Regions from separate parts of the Homo sapiens genome. Here region 1 is linked to region 2. A link is a loop called in an ENCODE intact Hi-C map of the cell type or tissue named here. Cell type or tissue: ascending aorta. All regions are shown on one strand. Each heading gives the region's core, and the rest is flanking DNA. Links, peaks and the distances in the headings are about the cores only.

Region 1 (7,798 bases), core at 1,675-6,674, 79 kb before region 2:
AGAATAAAAATTTAGGGAAGTTTCAAACTAATGAGCATCAAGTCAGCAGTAAAAAACATACCATTATCCCTAAAGGCACACATTACAGGCTATATTTCTGAATGTTCAATTATTATTGCTTTAGGTACCATTGTCTTAAAGAAATCTCTGCGACAGAGTCAACATCATACACTCTAAGCTCTAGAGCTATATTTTGTAAAAACAAAAAAGGTTTCCCTGCTTCACTTTGCCTGCGGACCCCCTTCTGATGAACTCCACTCAGGGTAAGCCTGGTAAGCCATTACACCTGTACTTGGAAATATCATCTGATAAACCTGGTTTCTCAAAGGTTTTTCTGCCTTTGAAAATGCTACTGAATGTTGCTTTTATTCATTAACAAATAACTAATAAGCATCTACTTTGTGCCAAGGCCCTATTTCAGAGACAAAGAGGACCTAGTACTTATTGTCCCTCCAGTGGCACCTTTCTTAAATTGGGGAAAGAATCAAATACATAGTATAGGAAGTAAGTATTCCAGGAGTCCTTCTATATGGCCTCTTGCTATAAAAGGAACATTTTGGTTTATATCAAAAAGCATTAGGCAATGTTAATCTAATCTGTTCTAAAAAGTCAACTTTTAAGTTTATTTTAATATAATGCATAAGCATTATTTTAAATCAAATAGTACTAATAGACTGTTAAAAGCCAACAGTCTCCTGTCTTACTCTCTCCAACCACCAATCCCACTCCCTAGAGACTGCCACTTCCAACTGAATTACCTGTCTCATCTGGCATTTACCTCTACATTTAAAATAATATGCCTGTAATTTGGGTGACCATACATCTAGTTTGCCCATCAATTCCAATTTGTACCTGTTGTCTCAGAATAATTATAGCCAGTGGTCCCTTCACTCTCAGAAGTGTCTCTATGTGATTCATTACAGGATCGATAGACTTCCCTTTGTGGTTGAGCCCTCTGACTCCCTTTCTTTCTTTTTTTTGAGACGGAGTCTCCCTCTGTCACCCAGGCTGGAGTGCAGTGGTGCAATCTTGGCTCACTGCAACCTCCGTCTTCTGGGTTCAAGGGATTCTCCTGACTCAGCCTCCTGAGTAGCTGGGATTTACAGGCGCCCACCACCATGCCCGGCTAATTTTTGTATTTTTAGTACAGACAGGGTTTCACCATGTTGGCCAGGCTGGTCTCGAACTCCTGACCTAAGGTGATCCGCCTGCCTTGGCCTCCCAAAGTGCTGGGATTACAGGCGTGAGCTACCGCACCCGGCCTAATTTCCCTTTTATTCATCCTCCCAATGTAGCTATACAGTTTTGGATTAAATCCATAATCAATATTTACCTTATTTTGACCATCTAAGTATTATTCACTGCTAAGCCAAATAACTTCACTGTGATGTTTTCATTCTTGTATAAACTTTTGTTTTCTCTGAAGTTAACAACTGCCTCTTTTTAAGATGTTTAATTATTTGTGTACTTTTATTTTTCCCAAAATGCTTTAACAGAGCTGTGAAATGTCTAGGCAATAATTTTCCTAAGTGCTCAAACACTTCCAATTGTTATTTTCCCTTAACAGCCTTGTTCCTGGAGCCCTCTTCCTCTGGCTGCAATCCAGAGCAAGTTGCTGTCTGGACTTGTTGAAAAGCTGTTGTCCTGAGACTTCTCTTCAAATTCTAAGGAAAAATTTACTTTTTCTCAGGATTCTAAACCCAATCAAATAATCAAGTGTAAAGGCAAAATAGATACAAAATGTACCTTGCAAATACTCTAGGAAGCTACTGGAAGAAAGGCTTCAGCAAATAAAGGAAGTGTATGAAGAAAGAAAGAAGCATGGCACATTGCTACCTTAACTAATAAAAATCTCTGAACTTTCCGGTCCCATCTGAGGAAGCAAAAATGCTACTTGCTGCAAAAACGACACCATTTATCACACTGCAACAAAAGCAATGTATAGGCATGCCTTGGGGATATGTGAGTTTGATTCCAGACTACTTCAATAAAATGAATACTGCAATGAAGTCACACAATTTTTTTTGTTTCGCAGTGCATATAAAAGTTATATTTACTTTATACTGTAGTCTGTTAAGTATGCAGAAGCATTATGTATTTAAAAAACACTATACGTATCTTAATTTTAAAATATTTTATTGCTAAAAAATGCTGACAACTGTCTGAGCCTTCAGTGAGTTGTAATCTTTTTGCTGGTGGATGGTCTTGCCTCAATATTGGTGGCTGCTGACTGATCAGGATGGTGTTGCTGAAGGATGGGGTGGCTATGGCAAATTCTTAAAACAAGACAACAATGAAGTTTGCCACATGGATTCAATCTTCCTTTCACAAAAGATTTCTCTGTATTATGAGATGCTGTTTGATAGCATTTGGCCCACAATATAACTTCTTTCAAAATTGGAGCCAATCCTCTCAAAACCTGCTGCTGCTTTATCAACTAACTTTATGTAATATTCTAAATCCTTTTTTATCATTTCTACAGTGTTCACAGCATCTTCCTCAGGAGTAAAGTCCATCTCAAGAAACCACTTTCTTTGCTTATCCTTAAGAAGTAACTCCCCATCTGTTCAAGTTTTATCATGAGATTGTAGCAATTCAGTCACATCTCCAGGCTTCATTTCTAATTCTATTCCCTTTCTATTTCTATCACATCTATAGTTATCTCCTTTATTGAAGTCTTAAATCCCTCAAAGTCATCCATGAAGGTTGGACTCAACACCCAAACTCCTGTTCATGTTGATATTTTGACCTCCTCCCATGAATCACTAACGTTCTTAATGGCACCTAGAATAGTGAATCCTTTCCAGAAGGTTTTCTATTTACTTTGCCCAGATATATCACAGGAATCACTATCTATAGCAGCTACAGCCTTACAAAATGTATTTCTCAAATAAGACTTGAGAGTCAAAGTTACTCCTGAATCCATGGACTGCAGAATGGATGTTGTGTTAGCAGGCATGAAAATCATGTTAATCTCCTTGTACATCTCCCTTAGAGCCCTTGAGTGACTAGGTGCACTGTCAATCAGTAGTAATATTTTGAAAGAACTATTTTTTTCTGAGCAGTAGATCTCAACAGTGGGCTTAAAATATTCAGTTAACCATGATATAAACAGATGTGCTGTCATCTGAGCATTGTTGTTTTACTTATAAAGCACAAGCAGAAGAGATTTAGCATAATTTTTAAGGGCCCTAGGATTTTCAGAATAATATGTGAGCCTTGGCTTCAACTTAAAGTCACCAGCTGTGTTAACCCTTCACAAGAGAGTCAGCCTGTCCTTTGGAGCCTTGAAGCCATTGGCTTCTTCTCTCTAATTCTGAAAGTTTTAGATGGCATCTTCTTCCAATAGAAGGCTGTTTTTTCTAAATTGAAAATTTGTTGTTTAGTGTAGCCACCTTCATCAATGATCTTAACTGGATCTTCTGGATAGCTTGTTGCAGCTTCTCCCTCAGCACTGCTGCTTCACCTTGCACTTTTATGTTATAGAGATGGCTTCTTTCCCTAAACCTCATGGACCCACCTCTAGTAGCTTCAAACTTTTCTGCTGTAGCTTCCTCACCTCTCTCAGCCTTGATAGAATTGAAGAGAGTTAGGGCCTTGCTCTGGATTAGACTTTGGCTGAAGGGAATGTTACGGCTGGTTTGATAATCTCTCCAGAACACTCAAACCTTCTCCATATCAGCAATAAGGATGCTTCACTTTCTTATCATTCTAGTGCTCACTAGAGTAGCATTTGTAGTTTCCTTCAGCAATTTTTCTTTTGCATTCACAATTTGGCTGTTTGGTGCAAGGGACCTAGCTTTTGGCCAATCTTGGCTTCCAACATGCCCTCCTCAGCAAGCTTAATCAGTTCTAGCTTTTGATTAAAGTGAGAGAGGTGAGATCTTCCTTTCACTTGAACACTTAGAGGCCACTATAGGGTTATTAACTGGCCCAATTTCAATATTGTTCTGTCTCAGGGAATGGGGAGGCCGAGGAGAGAGAGAGTGAGAGAGAGAAGACAAGAAGCAGCCAGTGAGTGGAGCTGTCTGAGCACACACATTTATCAATCAAGTTTGCCATCTGCTATGAGCGTGCTTCGTGGTTCCCCAATTACTATAGTAACATGAAAGACCACTGATCACAGATCATTATCACACATCATCATCACACAGATAAAATAATGGTGGCAAATGTGAAATATTGTGAGAATTACCAAAATGTGACAAAGCGAGCACATGCTGTTGGAAAAATGGAACTGGGCCCGCGAAGTCCCCGCCTGCTGTCCCCGCAAGGTGGCGCCTTGGACGCGGGCGCACAGCCCGGGAGAGGCTCAGGAAGCCCAGGGCCCGGCCCGGCAGCCTGCAGCCCGAGGGCTTCGCCCCTCCCGAAGGCCCTGAGCTCCATTCTAGGCGTTCAGACGGGACAAGGGCGGTGGAAGATGAAATGAGAACCAGAGTTTGACAAAGAACTGGCAAAATAAAAGAAAACTCACACAGGACTTAGGAAGAGAGAAAATCTTCATCGGGAAGTTCTGATGGAAAGGAACCTGCATCCACAGTGCTGACGACTTCTGCAGAGGGGAGCGTCCTGAGGAGGAGGCGGACACAATTGCCTGTGGTGCCACACTAAAGACGTCCCAAGACACATGCTGCCACCTGGCATTCAACCCAGACTCCCAGTACATTTAAGAAGCATAGTCGTGGACCAGAAAATCAGACTCTGGAAGTGGCTCTGCATTTCTGGGATCCTCCGGCTGAAGGAGGATGTGGTTTGCCAAGATATCCACCCGGCTGACCTCAAATTCGCAGAGAGCAGTCCCGAGCCCCAGCCAAGCTCACAGGACGACTTTGAAACGTGCCCTGGCACCCATCAAAGTTACACGCGTGGACTGCGGAGTGCAGGACGAATTTGATTTGAAGTTTCGCTGAACCCTTGAGAGACTTCTGGGTCATGAGCTAACTGCGCCACCTGCGGCCACCAAAAGAAACAGCTCCTCCCAGGTCTGGTGGAAGGCTGATCAGGTGCCAAGCACGTGTGCGCACTTGCACCTGGGGGCTTCTTTGTTGATAGTTCATCATCTCACAATAAATTGTTAGTCAAGCCTTATTTTCTTAAGGAACATTAATTTCATGTATAGTGAGTGTATTTTGTATGTTTTAAATTGTAAATGGGGCTAAATCCAAGGAAGCTCAAACTTAACGCAGGCTTGTGGCAAACTTTGCTTTAATCCCCTACCATGCTCCAAGGTAAACTGACAAGTATACTGAAATGGATTTTCCACAAGTATTTTAAGTTGCCACTTGTCAGATGGGTTGTTTTGGATTTAACCATGTAATTCATGGGACCAATTGAGAGTAATCTTTCTTTACAGGTGTCTGGCAAAGCAGTGTCAAGAGTCAGACACCTTTACTATCTTTATGGAAACTTAATTTTTGGCCTTTTATCAATATGTCAGACAGGGCTCTGAACAAACATGTTAAGTTGAGCTGTTAAACTGATGGGTTTTATGGAAGTTTACATTCTTCATTTGGTACCTGTGTTACAGTAGGTAGCTAGTCAGTCATGAGCAGGACAGGAGAGGGCCCTCCCCCAGCACACACACCAGGAATGTCAGGCGACCATCACGTGATGCTCAGGGAGGTTGTTAACTGTCTCTCTAAAATAATAATTAGTCATAGCCAGGGCCAGGGAAAGGCAGTTTCCCAATAGATAGAAAAACCTGAGCCTAGTGATCAGCAGCTTCCTGATAAGATCCCAGGAGTTGGGCGATTGGGCTCAAGCATGTTTATTAAGGGACAAAATGGTGGAATTTAACTGGCATATGACCTCCAAGGGACATTCAACTAGTAAGGGAAGAATGCCTCAATTGAACATGCGTACAACTCCAATAAACACAGTGCACATGCTCACCTCCCAAGTGCTGGCAGGCCACTGTGCATGTGGACAACACACCCCAAGGGAAGAATCAGGTTGAGAAGAGATGCAAGACCCGGGAAGTATGCCAACATAGAAAATCCCAAGTCAAAGGTCAAACAGCGCACTTAATCTCTCCAGTTGCCCACTTGGCCTTCTTCCAAGTGTACTTTACTTCCTTTTATTCTTGTGCTAAAGCTTGATAATAAATTTCACTCCCACTCTAAAACTTGCCTCAGTCTCTCCTTCTGCCTCATGCCCCTCAGTTGAATTATTTCTTCTGAGGAGGCAGGAATTGAGGCTGCTGAAGACCCATATGGATTTGCTGCTGGTAACATGCTTTGATGCTGTATGACTTGGGTATGTCCTGCTGCTAACATTTGTAAATAGAGCTAGGTGCATTCTTTATCTATAATACTCCAAGATTTAATGCAGCAGAGCGACTTATAAAGAACACTTTTTAACAATCAGTGGATTTACCACATAAAATTGCTGTAAATTATAATGTGTACAGATTTTTTGTTCAAATATTCCTTTGTAAACTTAATATTAACACTGTTATGTTTCTACTGCTTTTTATTGAATGATATTGTAAAAATACAAAGAAAAGCATCTTGTTTTTTAAAAAAAAAAAGAAAGAAAAATGATACTGATGGACTTGCTCAATGAAGAGTTGCCACAAATCTTCAACTTGTAAAAAATGCAGTATCTGTGAAGGGTAATAAAGCAAAGCACAATTAAACGAGGTGTGCTTGGATAGGGAGGTCTCAGCAGCCTTTTGGGGTCATTATTTAAAAATCACAAATCCTCAATAATTATGGGAATGTGCTTAACATTTAGACTGTGAAGAGAACAAATGGTGAAATAAACAAATTTACTTAGCAAGGAGTGGAGGAAGGAAGGTATGTCATCTAGAGAACTGGTGATTCATGGATAAAAATACAATCACTGAACACATAAAGGAGAGCTATGACTTAGCAAGAGAGTTTGTTCTGATGTATGATGCTAATTTCAAACTTTAAACAGCTTGAAAAGGGAGGAGAATGACTAAAATGAGAGGCTCAACTGATTCAGAGATAAAGAATATAAAATCAATAGTTCTGGGAAGGATCTACATTTGTCTTCCTCTCTGCAGACCTACAAACATTGCAAGAATACTTCTTGTCTCTTTCAAAGTCAAGTACGCTCTCCTTACCAAGATTCCCACTTCTACCAACTCATGGTGCTTATCTTTCTGGAGGTTTCCCATATAAATAGTAAGAGAAAAACGGCAGCTGACTTTCTCTCTCCTATCCAATTAATTTGTTCACTCATGAAATAAATATTTATTGAGAATTCATCTTTCTCCAAATTTTTATCTTGTTTTCCCTTCTCTGAAATGTATTTCACTTTTTACTGTGTTACCTGTCTTCACTTTCATTGTAACTTGCTAGGGATATCCTAAGGGCAATGATAAACTATTACTCTAAGACAGAAACATTGCCTCTTCTCTTTCTCTTCTGCATTCATGTTTCACCATAGACACACAGATAAAAAGAGATGTAATTACCCCTTATGACTCACGTGTGCTCAGATTTATTGGTTTATTACATTATCAGTGTGTGCTATATCAAGAATAGTCATTATATCAAATACAATCATTTAGACAGTAATTTACAAAGAAACTTCACAACCTATAGTTCAAGTTATTTTTACAACAACCAAAAAAAAAAAAACCAATAGAGGGAAGAAGTATTATAATCCTCTGAGGGAGCAACTGAGGCCTAAATATATTAAGAGCTTAAAAAAAAAGCATTAACTTACAGATACATTCCAATCTATTTTGGTTATTTTAGCTTGAAAATTCCTAAAGAATAAAAAATTTATCTTTGAATGATATATATATTATTTATTCATATAATTA
Region 2 (7,798 bases), core at 1,267-6,266:
ACTAAGCAAACTAGTGGTTTGCTTTTTTTAACATGCAAAAAATTCTTCACACAGTATTAATTATATTATTTTTCAAGTGCATTGGGTTTGACTGTAAGAAAATTAATTATTGGGACCAGAAATTAATAAGACATGATTAAAAGTTCCTCCAGCAAAAGTCATGTTTGCAAACTACCTAACTCAACCCTGATTACCCATATGTAGAAACTTCACACTTACATCACAATTAAAGACATAAACTGAAATTAGTTGGCTGATTTTTGGCTTCCTCTGATTAGTCATTCACAGAGCAACAGTGGGACCTTAAAACTAACAGTTTTCCCAGCTATTTACCTCTGGAGTTCTGTTACGGAACTTGTTGGCTTCAACAATGAAGGGAAATTGTGCTGCCTATATCCCATCAATTAAAAATAGGATAGGAATTTATTTTTGACTATAGTAGTTCTGCCATTCAATTGGTACAAGCAGAGGGTAATGCTGGTTAAATTAAGACTTTTTTTTTTTTTTTTTACAGTTATACTGTGGAAAGTTATTCAAATTTCAAATTTATTTACAGTGTTTGAAAAGCACACAACAGAAGATCTTCATTTATGCAACAAGTCAATCATTTGCAGTATGTATGGAAAATAAAAATCTAAGGTAAGTCAAACATACAAACTCTACCTCTTGCTTTCTCCATTAGAATATACACATTGGAAATCTAAGTTCCAAACAGTTCCTCTCTACTGAAGATAGTGAAATTTAGTGCAAGCCCCCTAATTACCAATTTTTTGGATGCTTACAAAATGTTGAGCCTTGATGGTGGAAGAGGATTCTATTTAAAAGAGATGACTATATTTTTAAAAGGCTAAATTGACTCAGTTTATTTTCAAAAGAAGGGTTGATCCATGTTTTCAGTTTATTGCCATACAGAAAACATTTTATAAAATAATATGGTAGACTTCTACTTCAACATATTCACGTAAAAACATCACAGTGCAAGAAAGTGATCACAATTAAGCATGAAGACATCAAAAGCCAGCCAGTATTTTAACTACAGAGCAGAATATTCTTGCTGTCCCTTCCTAGAAAATGTTGGCACATTCATTAACTGCTCAGGTTACAAAAATCACTTCGTGTCCACTTCCTGTCCTTCAATATATTTTCATAACTACACTGTGTTACATTAATGCTGGTGGACAAATTAGCTCCTATAAAATCTAAAAACCTTTCAGGTGGCACAATGATTTAAAACCAACTAGGAAAAAGCTCTCCCAGAATATTTTTGTATGTAATATTCTGTCCATTACCACAATAACAGAGTAAAAAGCTGTTTTACCTTAAAAATAAGCTAAAGGAAGATAATTTCATTTTTCCTTTAAAACATTTCTTAGCTTTTAAATAGAGAGAAAAAGTTTAAATTTTCTTGGGGGAGGAGAATATTTCATAAGTAAAAACATCAAATGTTGTACAAATGTTTCATTTAGGAAACAAATACTTAGATTCAAAGGATTCTAAAACATTTCAACATTATAAGAAAACTGTAATTTAAAGCTAAAAAATTGTAATACATCGAACTAATATAAATTACTCATTAACATGTTCTATTGTTTTTCACAAAATCCATAATTAAGGAATAGTGGGTTAGGTGAGACATTTTTCCCAACATTTGGTCAGATTAGCTAAGCAGCTCTGGGCAAAGGATGCCTCCTCTGAATCAGGATCTTGGCCTCTTAAATGAGGGCACTGGACTAACTGCCCATTCACATCCCTCTAATCTACACATTTATCACAACTGTTCATCTTATATAATCCTTCCAAGGATGAAGTGTTTCAACTCAGTGTATTTTCCAGACAAAGCTCCCCTGTTTAAGTGGCAAAACTCTTCTTTAAACTTTAAAATTTTTACTTTAAAATGTTATTTCCAATATTATTTCCTGCCACCTTAGAAGATGTTGAGGGATAACTAACAACACAGTCTCTAAATGACACAGTCTCCTGGACTTGCCAGCTGATGACAGGATCTGCAGATACGTCTCAGGCTCTGCTCCAATTCTGAGCAACTCTGGGCCACACTGAGTGAGAAAGAGAATGATACCACCTACACTGTATCGCTTTGTTTCAAAGACCAATAGAGTTATAATATATCAAAGTATTTGTAAAGTACAAATTACCATACAAATGCCAAGGACTGCTGTAATAAACCTAAGCAAACTTTTCCCTGATAATGAAATCTGGATAGTTTTAGAAAATATATGTTGTTTGTCAAGACTTGTGCAATAGGCCATGTGTGGTGGCTCACGCCTGTAATCCCAGCACTTTCAGAGACTCAGGCAGGAGGATTTCTTGAGCTCAGGAGTTCAACACTAGCCTGGGAACATACTGAGACCTCATCTCCACAAGAAATCAAAAAATTAGCTGGGTGTGGTAGTGCACAACTGTAGTTCCAGCTATATGGGAGGCTGAGGTGGAAGGATTACTTGAGCCCAGAAGATTGAAGCTGCAGTGAGCCTTGACCATGCCACTGTACTCCATCCTGGGCAAAAGAGCGAGACCCTGTCTTGAAAAAAAAAAAAGAAAAAAGAAAAAAAGACACGTGCAATGATGGCTCTGATGCTTTGGTTACGTGGCATTTTGTTCTTCTGCTTCTAATTATGCTTCTAATTGCACCAGGTGTGGGATTCAGTTTCTGTCTCCTCGAGTCTATAAATCTGACTTTAAATAGGTGGAAACCAAAACCTACAGATGTTACTTTAGCAAATGCTGTGTCATCACTGTTTACTTTGAAAGAGTGGTTCCCAACCTAGGGTAGGCATCAGACTTACCTTGGAAGCATTTTAAAAAGTGAGATTTCTAGGCTCTAGCCCTAGGGATTCCGATTCAGTGTATCTGGAGTAGGATGCAGAAAAGCTCTATTTTTTTCCAAAAGCTTTCTAGGTAATCTCAACAAGCAATCAGTTCAGTTTTGGAGACATATTACTTTGCCCTCAATTTCTTCTCTATTTTAGTAGCTGCTAGTTTGTTTGTTTGTTTTCAGTATAAAAATTTCCCCTTGCATTAATCAGAAGTACACTTAGAAAAGATGGCCCATGATTTTGGCATAGATCCACAGAGAGCTAGTCATTACACTTCTTTACAATAAAATTTAAAAATGGTAAATTAACCTCAGAGCTAAGACAATGCATGTAGACGCCGAAGGGTGGCTGGTTCTGTGATTACAGGCCAACTGTTTTCTGCTTTACTTGTAGTCAAGTCACTGATAAACATGAAGACCATATTACAGCTGTCACTACCGAATAAAAGATGGCAGAACTCCTCCAAATAACAGGAAGATGGCTAACCAGCTAATCACTATCATTTAGAAAATGTTTCTAGCAAACATAAATGAAAGTATTTCTTAAAAAAAAAAAACTAGTTTCCTATAGAAACCCGAAGATTTCCACACTTCTGAAGTCTACCACAAAGTGAAAAGTTGCCCAAAACTACAGTTGTTTAAAAATATGTTCAATTAACTGTGAAAATATAAGTGTAAAATAGGTGCAATTTCATCCTTTAGGAGGTTTAACGGGCACAAATGGAATTCAGTTTCCATTTATTCTACTCAAATAGTTTTGTGAAAACGATAAATAAAGTACTTGGTATAATATAGTTCTGAACACCATACCTTCCAAATTTAATACAAAAGCCACATTTGGATTTTCCGATGTCCCAAGTGTGTCTAGGCACTGCGGAACGTCGTCATGTCTTTGGGTTCTCTGCTGGGGACGCACCAGTCATCAGCCTCGTGGTTGGTGTTGTAATGCTTCCAGGCAGCTTTGTTATACACTGGGAGTCTTTCTATTGAGTCTGTTGACAGAGCCTGAAAAAGAAAAACCTAAGACCTATTAAGTCTGGCATTTTTTAGAATTCATTATTTGAGAAAATAGACAATGGCAAAAAGGTTACGACAAATTAAATAATATTCTATTAGTATCTTATTAATCCTTATACCACCTAAATATACTTTTAAATGGTATGTATATTTGAAACGTGTTATTTATGAAATCTATGGCACTGACTGATGTGCAGGTTGACTGAGTTTGTTGCTTACAGTAATTCCCCAGCCATCCTGGAAGCTGCTGGACTGAAATTTTACACAAAACATGACCCAGATCAGAGTTGGCTAACTGAAGAAGTTGGTTAAATGTAAAAGCATACAAATCGATATATGTATCTTAATAGATGCACATAAATTTAATGAACTCTATTTTAATTATTTACTAGAAGAAATAGTGTTTTTTTCAGCATAGTCACTGTGCTTTAAAAAAAACTCATCACAAGCCAGGCACGGTGGCTTATGCCTATAATCCCAGTGCTTTGGGAGGCTTACACAGGAAGATTGCTTGAGCTCAGGAGTTGGAGACCAGCCTGGGCAACATAGCAAGATCCTGTCTCTACAAAAAATAAAAATATCAGCTGGACATGGTGGCACATGGGTGTAGTCCTAACTACTTGGGAGACTGAGAGAGGAGGATCACTTGAAGCCCAGGGGTTCAAGGCTGTAGTGAATTATGATTGTACCACTGCACTCCGGCCTGGCAACAAAGCAAGATATTGACTCTATAAATACATAAAAATTTAAAAACTCATTATAACATTATTAATAAATAGAAATCTATGTCTAAGGCATCTTAGCTTTTTCGTGAACATTTATTGGCCCTGGGTTTGAATCTGTGTCTTCTCCGGCCTCCAATTTCAGTCACTGTGCACAAGATTTCTGCATCATGCATGATTTCAGTTTTCCATATATTATTACCAGTAATTCTCCATTGTATTTCAGCTTCCTATAAGTCACTGGAACCTGAGATAAACTACATTTCTAGTTATCTTCTTCAAGTTAGGATTTTTCAGTAGTATTTCCATCCCAGGCCAAAGGCATTTCCTAAGATGCAGAACACCCTGAACAAGAAAATCTCATTCTGATAATGCTAAAGTCTTTGATGTTGACAATTTTAATGATTCTCTAAGACTTCTTATCTTCTATTTTCCCTAAGGTAGAACAAAAAACCTTTCACCTCCATATTTCTCTAAATATTCCAGAATTTCTTGATCTACAGGCTAGATCAAGCTTGTCCAATCCACAGCCCACAGGCTGCATGCGGCCCAGGATGGCTTTGAATGAAGCTCAACACATTTGTAAACTTTCTTAAAACATTATGAGATTTTTTTTTGTGCAATCTTTTTTAAGCTCATCAGCTATCATTAGTGTATTTTATGTGTGGCACAAGACAGCTGTTCTTCCACTGTGGCCCAGGGAAGCCATAAGATTGGACACTCCTGGGCTAGATCAAAATGTTACATTTTGTCATAAAAACATTGCACTAGGCCAGGTGTGGTGGCTCATGCCTGTAATCCCAGCACTTTGGGAGGCCAAGGCAAGCGGATCACCTGAGGTCAGGAGTTCGAGATCAGCCTAGCCAGCGTGGTCAAACCCCATCTCTACTAAAAATACAAAATTAGTCAGGCGCCTGTAATCCCAGCTATTCGGAAGGCTGAGGCAGGAGAACAGCTTGAACCCGGGAGGCGGAGGTTGCAGTGAGCCGAGATCATGCCATTGCACTCCAGCTTACGTGACACAGAGCAAGACTCCGTCTCAAAAAAAAAAAAAAAAGAAAAACATTGCATTGATGTTGCCCTTTTCCCTCGCAATTGACATGGTTAAAAAAACAAAAAATACCATCTAGAAAGAATTTAGTCTTTTCAGATATTTTTTCCAATATAAATTCTTCAACATTTCCTATAAAATAGATGCCATCTAGTGGCCAGAACAAGAAACTAGAGTCACTAAATCAGGCATAAACAGCCACCAGTTAGCCGAAGAAGGGGAATGATGGAACCTAGTGTTTTTCCACCATGTAAAATGTGTGGAACCCTCCTTAATGCATTGAACACTCCAGGCAAGCAGACTAAGTGCTTCTGTGTCCATTAGGTAAGCTATATGCTTACCAAGAGTCACTTGTGCTTGTTCCCAAATCTGTTTGTACAATTCTGTCATGATAATTACAAAATTTATTACATAAGCAAAGAATAAAAAGGGGAATGTTTCCTTGAAAACTAAGATGAATGTTTTGGAAAGACTCATGAAGGAAAGTCACATAAAACTTGCTGTCAAATCAGTCAGGAGGTATCTGTAAAGGACTGCATAAAAGTCCAAAAAGAGTATGCACTTGTTGGTTTAAAGAAACTAAAATGATGCACTGTCAGTACAGCTTTTGCAAAAAAGACAATGTGACACTCCAATCTGCAGACCCATATACAAAAAAAAAGCCTTGGCAGTACATCAAAAGTTTGGCGTTATCAATGTCCATTCATGTGTTTTATGTTAAAATTAAACTTGTATGATATATAACTTATGATTCTCTACTTTAACCCAATTTTTTTCCTATTAATAGACAGAGTCCTAATCACTCCAGGATACAAATCTCTTTCCCCATAGTTTTAGGGGATCATCTATCAAAATGGGTGAGATCCCCAGCAAAAAACCATAGTTTTTTTCTATTTAAACAGCATGTGGTAGAGTTAAATTTCATTACAGTTAAGTATGGACATCTGTTCTTATCATCAAAAGAAATATTAAATCAAGAAGACTACAGCTATTACCTTAATGTAGATAACTGCATCTGTCCCGTAACCCTCTAGGGAATACAGCTTCAGGTCTCCTTGGAAGTATTGTGCGTAAAGACGTGATATGGGCAATCCATAACCAAAACCAGCCTGTTTGATGAGAAAAACAAAATTCTATTCAGAAAGACACACACTGAAATACTTTTCTAATTAAGATAGATGCCATTGAGTACCACGGGGCTATCAGAGCCCGCATCTGAGAGATGCATTATATTTAATATAATTAATATTTAAGCATTGACAATGATTAAGCTGAGGTTTACTTGAGTACTGTATCAGCTGACTTCCCTCTGGTCATTTAAAACTCTTTATTCTTTCTATAAAATGACTTGTGGTTGGTCTCGAAAAAGCATATTGCTTTTCCTTGCTGGCCTGCTCGGTCGTATTGTGTCTGGAATTGGTTCCTTCCAGTGGGTTCTTGGTCTGCGGACTTCTCCAGGAGAGGGGAGAAGAGCAGCATAAGCAGCTGGCAGAGGCAGGGAAAGACCAGCAGAAAGGAAAGAGAGAAAGAGACAGAAAGTCAGAGAGAGAGACAGAGGAAGAGAGAGACAAAGAGGGAGTCAGAGAGAAAGAAAGAAAGAGACAAAGTCAGAGACAGAGAGAGGAAGAGACAGGGACAAAGAGGGAGTCAGAGAGAGAGAGAAAGAGAGACACAAAAAGTCAGAGAGAGGAAGAGACAAAGAGGAGTCAGAAAGAGAGAGGCAAAGAAGTCAAAGAGAAAGAGAGATAGAAGTAGTAAAGAAAAAACAGTGTACCCTATTCCTTCAAAAGCCAGGGTAAATTTAAAACCTATAACTGATAATTGAAGGTCTTCTCTGTAACCCTATAACACTCCAATACCACCTTGTTGTCAGTGTAAACAAGGGCATAGCCCGGAAGCACTGAGACCACTGACAACCCGTAGCTTTCCTATCAAAAATCCTTAACCCAGCAGGTTTCCTAACAGGGGATCTAAATCTGAAGGTCCGACCAGACACAGGAGGAACTCCCTTCAGGACAGGACAATAGATGTTTCCTCCCAGGCGATTAAGGGAAAAAGACACAATGGGTACTCAGTAAGTAATAAGGAAACTATTGTAGAAGCAGAGTTAGGAAAATTGCCTAATAATTGGTCTGCTCAAATATGCGAGCTGTTTGCACTCAGCCAAACCTTAAA

What was found. Hi-C counts contacts between places; a loop is a spot of excess contacts. Peaks named below come from ENCODE experiments on the same cell type or tissue, not always from the same donor. Only the 100,000 strongest peaks of a DNase experiment are listed, where the experiment ranks them.
Region 1: it touches region 2 in a loop (17-fold over the local background); 28 of 110 quality-filtered maps call a loop at or near these places.

What each region holds. Positions count from the first base shown.
Region 1 is chr2:172,671,352-172,679,149 of GRCh38, reverse strand. It overlaps a transcript of PDK1 not described here. Among named protein-coding and RNA genes, the nearest start is that of RAPGEF4, 61 kb to the left of the region's middle. RefSeq lists a silencer at 5,775-6,069. In ascending aorta, for the core only: a CTCF peak has its summit at 4,267 (motif pointing right); a DNase peak (open chromatin) is centred at 4,302.
Region 2 is chr2:172,591,869-172,599,666 of GRCh38, reverse strand. PDK1 (pyruvate dehydrogenase kinase 1) reads right to left here. Exons shown (of 11, transcript NM_002610.5): 10 at 6,619-6,732; 11 at 1-3,838. The coding sequence ends at 3,698. Among named protein-coding and RNA genes, the nearest start is that of PDK1-AS1, 39 kb to the right of the region's middle. RefSeq lists a silencer at 7,522-7,729. In ascending aorta, for the core only: a CTCF peak has its summit at 5,783 (motif pointing left); no DNase peak of the experiment used is centred there; H3K27ac peaks cover 1,894 bases.